Regions from separate parts of the Homo sapiens genome. Here region 1 is linked to region 2. Evidence: read pairs that join two places in POLR2A ChIA-PET (ENCODE). Cell type or tissue: endothelial cell of umbilical vein. All regions are shown on one strand. Each heading gives the region's core, and the rest is flanking DNA. Links, peaks and the distances in the headings are about the cores only.

What was found. Peaks named below come from ENCODE experiments on the same cell type or tissue, not always from the same donor. Only the 100,000 strongest peaks of a DNase experiment are listed, where the experiment ranks them.
Region 1: POLR2A ChIA-PET joins it to region 2 with 6 read pairs; 3 of 35 experiments call an interaction of 5 or more read pairs at or near these places.

What each region holds. Positions count from the first base shown.
Region 1 is chr2:23,615,317-23,619,703 of GRCh38, forward strand. All of the region lies in intron 3 of KLHL29 (kelch like family member 29), which reads left to right. LOC102723401 (a long non-coding RNA gene) reads right to left here and starts at 2,683. Exons shown (of 2, transcript XR_427010.4): 1 at 1,840-2,683; 2 at 1,187-1,691. In endothelial cell of umbilical vein, for the core only: a CTCF peak has its summit at 2,352; a DNase peak (open chromatin) is centred at 2,255.
Region 2 is chr2:23,699,015-23,703,401 of GRCh38, forward strand. It overlaps KLHL29 (kelch like family member 29), which reads left to right. Exons shown (of 14, transcript NM_052920.2): 12 at 4,172-4,365. It also overlaps a transcript of ATAD2B not described here. Among named protein-coding and RNA genes, the nearest start is that of ATAD2B, 230 kb to the right of the region's middle. RefSeq lists an enhancer at 3,743-4,387. In endothelial cell of umbilical vein, for the core only: no CTCF peak of the experiment used is centred there; no DNase peak of the experiment used is centred there.

The DNA of each region.
Region 1 (4,387 bases), core at 225-4,224, 84 kb before region 2:
ACCGGGTGCTGCCAGGGACCCCACTTCCAGAGGAGGTTGCTGCCTCCCCAGCCACCCTGGGACCATCCAACCTGGGATCCTGAGACACCCTGAGTCGTATCTCTGGGGCCAGAGAACAAGTCAGGACACTCGGAGCATCTCATGTGTGTCTCTGCTGCAGGGAGCTCTGAGTCAGCCTGTAGAAAGGGGTGCGGTGGCCAGGGAGGACGTCCCCGGGCTCTGTGTGAGCCGCACTGCCTCTCACGGTGGACCTGCGAGCCGGGCCGGAGCACCTGCACTGGTGCTCTGGGCGGAGGGAAGTTGCTGAAGTTGCACTTTCCATGGGCTGCCCACCCCAGCTCCTGGGGCCCTCTGAGAAATCCCATTATTCCAGTCTAGGGGGCTTCACATCCCCAGACCCCTCATTTGCAGCCTGATGGTTATGCACCTGTTAGGGTCACTGCGTGGACACAGACCGTGCTGAGGATGTCAGATTAGAGTGAAGTGACCATGACCTTGTTCAGCTGCGCCAGCCTTCCTGCACGTCAGCGTCGCTGTTCCTTTCTCATCAGCACAGCCAGTGCCTATGTCTGTCCCCTGTCAGATGAAAGATGGCAGATATTCCCTCCCCAGACCCCCTCTGCTTCTCTTTTGGGAATCAGGCTCACTGTGGCCTCTGGGCTTCCAGTTCTGGTGGCCTTGATCCCTCCTCCTAAGGGACCCAAGGGTCAGTCCCCTTGGAGCTCTCAGCAAGGAAGACCTCACTGGACCTATGGGTCCTGGCCTGGAGGGTGGACCTCTCTGCTATTGGCCACTGAGCCAGGTCTGCTTCTGCCATGCTCCCCTAGTAGCAGCCTGACCATGAGGTTACACCCCTTACCCTGTCCTCCCACACTCCAAGTCTGCCTCTCCCTCCTCAGCCTGGGGTTCTGTTCTCTTGAGCCCTACAAAAAGTTCATACTCAGCCTGGGGTTCATTCTTCTCTTTAATCCTGTGACAGAAAGGCTGCGGAGGTTGTGGGAGCCTTGTAATGCTCATTTTACCTAAACTAACCTTTCTTAAATTGGGGGAGCCAGGGAAAGATGAAAGGAGAAACACGCACACACACGGCAATGTAAGTTAAAGAAAAAAACATTTACCAAGTCTCTAAATGTTGTCCTCGCCCCGCATCCTATTCTGCTGAATAAAGAAAACAGAGGTGACTTCGGGCTTTTTAAAATCAAGATTTTATTAAAAAGAAACCGTTTCAATCAAGCAAACAATTCACAAAGACATTTTCTAGAATAGTGAGAATAATAAAAACCATCATTTTTGGAGAGGCCGATTCCTTGCCAGAACCTGGGGTCATGGGCTTGGCACCCATCATTCTTGCGCACCCCATGAACTGTAAGAGAGATCTTATCCCTTTCTGGAAATGAGCGAACGGGTTCAGAGAAGTCTAGTGACCTGTCCAAGGACACAGAGCCCCTGAAAGGTAGCTCTGTTGTCTGCACCAAGTCTGTGTGACTCTGGCACCGTTCCCGGGGTCATTCACAGCAGGGCCCCGCTCAGACCTCGGCGGGCAGCGAGAAGAACACATGGAGATTCTGACTTCCAGCACAAAGGGGCATCCTGCCTTGTGTTTTTGTTTCCCATTTCTGAGCATTCTCTCTGAATTACAGCCGTGACCGCCGTATCGCAGCGTGTTTGCCCAGCCCGGTTTGAGTTGTAAGCTGGTGAAATAGAAGAATCCTTGTGAAAATATGAACACACTTTTATTTACCAAAGGTAAATGAAACCTTTCACTGTTCTGAAGGGTTTCCATTTTTCTGTCTTTTGTCTCCTCCCTTTGATTACCCATAACATTAACCTTCAAACAACCTGGCAAATCCGAGTCTGATTTCCCGGCAGCCTCCTCCTTCAGCCAGGCAGGGCACCTGTTGCAGGCCCTCTTGGGATCACCAGGCAGAGAAGCTTCCCTGTGCTTCACACCCACTCACGCCTGTCCCCCCGTCCTGGGGGAAGGCAGTTCCAGGCTGGCCCATGGTCACTGTGAAGCGCTCCTACTTAACAATGCAAGTAGCCATCCCTCTGTCCAGCTGGCTTTGACGAGGCTCTGCCGCCGCAGCTTCTTGCCCGTGGCTCTGTGATGGGGAAAAAAGGAAGGAAAAATGCGTTCCATGCAGGGCCTGTCACTGCCGTAGAAACAGCAGTATTATTTTCAGGGATGTTGCGTTAATAGGGGAAGGCTGTTTCTTGGAAAATACTGCCTTCAAGTACTGTGACTCTTTTCAGGTTATATAAAAGGGCATTAGGCAAACACTCAGAAATTCAGCAGCTTCCTTGGTTGGGAGTGTGGAGGGTGGGTGGACCAGCTCCTGTGCACCTCCAGCGGCAGCCACGCAGAATACGAATTGGCTGCAGTTACCGTCCTCATCAGCCCGCAGTCTGGATAGTATCAGCAACAGGAAAGGTTACAGCTTTTCCTGTGATGTATTGCTTCTTCAGAGAGTATTAAAGATGTTTTGAATCTATTTTTTTAGGAATCTTGAAACCACCAGTGGAACATTTTTGCTGTTGTGGGTAATGCACAACGTAGCAGCGTAGGAAGGCCGGGCCGCGAGAGGGAACCGAGGGTGTTGGAAGCACCGAAGACGGCGTCCGTTGTCATTTTAACAGTGAGGAAGCAAGTGAGGCAGAGCATATGCTGAGGTGTGGAGCAGCTGCGACTGGGAAGCGTGTTATTTCTTTTATTTGCTGGGGGGCGGAGAAGAGGCAGACACCGCATCTCCTGGGAGTGGGCAGGATTTATTTATTGGGAAGGGAGTGCCAGAGGAAAAGTTCCGTCATCATGGAAGGAATTCTCCAGCCCTGCTTAGTATTATTGTTTGGGCCTTTATTTATTTTTTTTTTCCTGCCTTGACACTCCCTGCCCAAAGCACAGATTCAAATAAAAATTGTAGCCAGAGCCAATGTCTTTGTAGTAGATGGTGGGACAGTGAATTTTACATGTCAACTTGACCAGGCCACAAGGTGCCCAGGTATTTGGGCCAAAGATGATCCTGGGTGTGTCCGTGAGGGTGTTTCTGGATGAGATTAAGATTCAAATCAGTAGACTGAGTAAAGCAGCTCGCCCTCCCCAATGTGGGAAGGCCTCATCCGATCAGTCAGTCGGCCTGAACAGAACAAAAGCTGACCCTGCTGTAAGTAAGAGGGGTTTCTCCTGACCGCCTTTGAGTTGGGACATTGGTCTTTTGCTGCCTTTGGACTGGAACTGAAACATCCGCTCTTCTTGGGTCTCAAGCCTGCAGGCTTTTGGACTGGAACTATACCAGTTCCCGCTCCTGGGTCTCCAGCTTGCTAACTGCAGATCGCGGGACTTCTCGGCCTCCATGGTTACAGGAGCTGATTCCTTATAATAAATCGTATATTATATATATAATTTCTATGCTATTAGTTCCGTTTCTCTGGAGAACCCTGGCTGATATAGAAGGCATCCATTAAGGCAGGGGTTGAAATCTTAACATCTTTCCTGAACCCATAGCTTGATCAAGCTACCTGTGTCCTCTAGGAGAAGAAAGGGTGACTGAATCCCAAAGTATTTGGAAGGAAGCCAGAGAAAAGCTCTGCAGCCACCACTCCTCTCTGCTGAGAACATCAGAGGCCGTGAACTGTGTGAATAGAAATGAGGATGCCTTGCCAGACAGCCCCCTTTACAGGCAGATGCTGGTCCTTCCCCTCCAGGGGAACAGGGCTTGGAGCACAGATACAGGCCTGGCAGCCACAGGCCCCTCGGCCCAGGGAAAGGCAGCCTCTCTGTTGCAGGTGGGAGGCTCCAGCTACAGCCTCCAGCCATTGCTCCCTAGACGTGGTGTCCACTCCTTGCTCACCCCCTGCTAGAAGGTAAAGGAAAGCATACATGAAATGCTTTTAAGCAGCAGGTCTGTGACTCTTCCTGCAGCAGGTGAGGCTCTGAGCTAAATATGTCACACCTGGGGTCTTCTGCGGGGCTGGATCGAGAGCGGGCTTCTCCTGCAGTGTGAAGGGTCTGGTTCCAGCCTGGGCCGCTGGGGAAATTTTGAGGGTGGTGGGTGTTCTCAGAGGGGTCTGGGGCCTCACAGTGATTGGAGAGTGGGGAGAAATGGGTGAGGGAAATGAGTCCACTCATGGAGGCCTTAGCTGTGACTCCTTTTGAAATCTGAGCATCCCAGGGATGAGGGCACTGACACTGATGTGAGGAAATTAGGCCCCAGGGCAGCCGAAGCAGGCTGTGCCCATGATAACAGCAGAGACTGCAGCCTAAAACTCTGAACTGACTGCTGGGGTGCAGAACACAGGGGAGAAGCCTCCTCCCCTTTGGTGAAAAATCAATGTCTGGTGTCAGGACTCCCCTATTAACAGCTTGATTAGAAAGGACTCAGAAGTTCCT
Region 2 (4,387 bases), core at 197-4,196:
TCCAAAAAGACACTTACTCCATTGCATATAAGCTACATATCATTTGTCTGGGGCTTAATTGAATCTGCCCCGCTGCTGCCCTTTGAGACATTCCAGCCTCGTCTCAAATCCAAGCACACAACTGGACGTCACATCACCCTCGCTCAGAGGCAGAGGCACGGGCTCTGGGAGGCCAGCTTCCTGGGCTCTGGGCTGTGACTGAGTTATGACTGGTGTCCCAAGGAGGCTCACAGAAAGAAAGCAGGCCCCGTATGCCTCCCAGGAAAGATGTGCTGGGGACAGACCCAACCCTGGTGGCACAGCATGCCATGCCCAGGCCTCGCATTGCGTCCAGGCACTCACCGAACAGTGAGCAGCATGGTGGGCGGTAGATGTGTCCCCTGCTGGGAGGGCCTAAGTATGGAGGCAACTGGAGTTGGGAGACCAGCCCCCAAGGAACCCGACAGAAACACTGAGGACCGATATTCCAGCTTCCCCATGAAGCAAGACCTCAAACATCCCAGTGACCTGGCCAGGCTGCTGAACCCCAAGTCTGCTTTTCCCAGCAGCTGCCTCCTGTTGTCCTTTCTCCCCTGTCTTGTCTGGCACTCATGTTCTATCACTTCATCCTTTTCCTCTGCTGCTTTGTCCTGCACCCCACATCAGCAGATCTGTTCAACCCAACCGTTTGCCTTCTCGGCGCCCAGCCCTGGGGGCTGAATGCTGATGGAGGAAATCCCACCCCATAACACACTGGCCCCACCACACGAGAAGGGAAGGCCCCCATCCTCTACCGGGTCCTTCACACTGCAAGGCAGCCTTTCTGGGTTTCCCTCTTCAGCACTTTCTCCTACTCTCATGAGCAGTTATTTCCTGTCTTGACCTCTCTCTTCAGAGATCTGACCCTACAGACTCCCCCACTACTTTGGTCAACTCTGACTCCTGCTTCACAGAGAAAATGGAGCCATCAGTCAAGAACTTGCTCACCTTCCTGCAGTCATTCCTACAAATACAGCTACACTCGTGCCATCCTTGACTTCCTCTCTCCTGTGCAAATGGACTCCACGTTCCCTCTGCACTTTGGATTCCATTTGCATCCACCTCCTGGAAGCCTTCCATCATCAGCACTCCCGTCTCTTTCATACACATTTAATCTTTCATTATCCAGTTGGACTCCTTCCTATTTTAGCATGTAAACACAATTAAACATTCCCCTTAAAAATTAAAACAAGACCTGTTTTCTGCTGGCTCGTGAGATCTGAAGTTAAAATTACAGGAACTCTGAGCCAGTTGTTTTAACCACAAAAATTTAACAATTTTTAATTATTAAAAATTATATACACATATTAAAAACAAAGGTAATCCATACTCAAAATTCATCACTTCCTAATTTTTTACTACATGTTACTACTCTCTTGGGCCTTGAGGTTATATATGCCTATTGCGCCTCTCCAGGGAGGAGATTCCAGAGAATGGTGGCCACAGCACATCTCTTTCCAACTCCATGTTCAGCAACATCCCTATGGTAGCTTGAAATCAGCCAAGTGGGAGGAGTGACATCGCAGAAACCAGCAAACGCTACAAACCATGACGTTTTCCCTAGAGAGCTGGCTGTTAAACATTCATCAGCATTCCATTGACCCCTCTCAGCTCCGGATTCTTTTCTAGGTCCTACCTTCTGTGCCTCTTCACAGCTAAATTTCTTCCAAAAGAAGTCTACACCCACGGTCTCCACTGACACAAATGGGTTCTGCACCTCTTGTTCCGGTTGAAGTGCCCTTGACTACAGAGCAGTGGCCTGCTGGAGATTCCATCCTCCATCCTTGAAGCCCTCACCTTCAGGGGCACAGCCACTCACTCGCTGTTGGGACCTTGGCTGCCCTCTGAGGACGCCTCTCAGCTCCCCTCTTAAAGACTACATTTCCCCAGTTTGTCCTCAGCCCCCATGCACTTCACATCTCCCCAGCACACTCCTGAGCTTCCATTTCCAGCTTTGTGCCAGAGATCCCACAGCTGAATATTTAATCCACACCCAAATATCTGACTGTCTGCTGCACATCTCCAATCTGTTGCCCACAAATACTGTAAACTTCCTGTGAAGAAAACTGAAATCACCCTCCTCCCTCAACCTTCCCATCCCACCAGTAGTGTCACCATCCACCAGTCCCAAGCCAGACCCTGAACCATCCTTGGCAACTATCTCAATGAGCAAACACACCCATTCCCCTCTCCTTCTGTTCTCCTGTCCTCATACTCTTTTGTCATTCCTTGGTCCAAGCCACTGTCGCATCTCACCAAATTTCTTGTGCAGACTAGTCCAACTAGTCTCCCCGCTTCTGACCTCTTCATTCCAGGACATACTCCATCCTGCAGACACAGTGATCTCTCTAGATGCCAAATTTGATCACATTATTTTCCTGCTTAAAACCTTCAGGGCAGTCAGGTGCTGTGGCTCACATCTGTAATCCCAGCACTTTAGGAGGCCAAGGTGGGAGGATTGCTTAAGCTCAGGAGTTCGAGACCAGCCTGGGCAACATAGGGAGACCTCATCTCTACGACAAATCAAAAAATTAGCCAGGCATGATGGTGCACACCTGTAGTCCCAGCTACTCAGGAGGCTGAGGTGGGAGAATTGTTTAAGCCCAGAAGATCAAGGCTGCAGTGAGCCATAATCATGCCACTCACTGCATTCTAGCCTAGGCAACAGAGCAAGACCCTGCCTCAAACAAACAAACCTTCACCCACTGCACTCTAGATAAAGCCCAACTCCTTTAGCTTCGCACACATGGCTTTTTTTTGCTTTTTTTTTTTTTTTTTTTTTTTTTTCAGACGGAGTTTTGCTCGTTGCCCAGGCTGGAGTGCAATGGCGCGATCTTGGCTCACCGCAGCCTCTGCCTCCCAGGTTCAAGCAGTTCTTCTGCCTCAGCCGGGTAGCTGGGTAGCTGGGTAGCTGGAATTACAGGCATGTGCCACCATGCCCAGCTAATTTTTTTTTTTTTTTGTATTTTTAGTAGAGACGGGGTTTCTCCATGTTGGTGAGCCTGGTCTCGAACTCCCGACCTCAGATGATCCGCCCACCTCGGCCTCCCAAAGTGCTGGGATGATAGGCGTGAGCCATCGCGCCCAGCCCACATGGCTCTTTTTAACTACCCCCCACTTCCAGCCATTCCATACTATGGGAGCACCTTGACTGATGATGGGGTTATGTCCTGATAAACTCATTATAAGTTGAAAATATTCTAAGGCAAAAATGCATTTAATACACCTGCCCTACTGAACATCATAGTTCAGCCAGCTTACCTTAAACATGCTCTGAACACTTACATTAGCCTACAGCTGGGCAAAAGCATCTAACACAAAGCCTATTTTATAATAAAATGTCAGATATCTCATGGATTTTATTGAACACTGTATATTACATCAAAATTGCAATCATTTTGCACCATGATAAAGTCAAAAAATCCTAAGTCGGGGACTGTCTGCACTATAAATTCTCCCAAAATGCCACCTTTGCCTACTGCTCTCCCTTCACCTGTAATGTTTTCCCTGTGCCCACTCAGTCCTGCTTCCCATCCACCTAGCTAGTAGCTTATTCACTCTTCAAGGCCCAGCCTGGGTATCAGCGCCTCCAGAAAGCTAATATGACCTATTGGAGCTGCTGGGTGCCCCCTGCCATGTGCACCTTGGGTTTCTCACCTTCAGACCACTCAGCATCCTGCATGTAATTATTCTTTGTGTGTTTTATTTGGCTGCCTTCCCCACGAGGCCATAAGCACCTCGAGGGCAGGAATGGTGCTTCATCCAGCACGTTTCTCCAGTTTCCAGCCTGGGGCCTGGCTATAAAGCAAATGCTCAGTCCAGCATTGCGGAATGCAAGGGTAGGACTGAGCTGGATAGAGAGGAGGGGAGCACTGTGTGAGCAAAGGGATGGAGACAGGAATTCTGCACAGACGCTGCCATAGGCAGAAAGAGCCCACTGATGTTCCAGAGGAAGGCCGAGAGGGCTAGTTTGGACGAGACCCCAGGAGGTCTTGAGTGTCTCATCGCAGTGCCCCCCACTGCTGGTGTGATCTCAGGCTATGCTGGCCATGCTGAGGGCGAGGAGCAGATGGCAGTTTGCTGCCCTTGCTTGTGACCTCTGCCCCGCACAAGGTCCATCTTGACCCTGGGCTCTTTTTCTCCTCTCCTGCAGGTACGACACCATCACCAACCAATGGGAGGCGGTGGCCCCTCTGCCCAAGGCAGTACACTCTGCTGCAGCCACAGTGTGTGGCGGCAAGATCTACGTGTTTGGTGGGGTGAACGAGGCAGGCCGAGCTGCCGGCGTCCTCCAGTCTTACGTTCCTCAGACCAACACGTGGAGCTTCATCGAGTCCCCAATGATTGGTGAGAACCAGCGGTGTCCTCA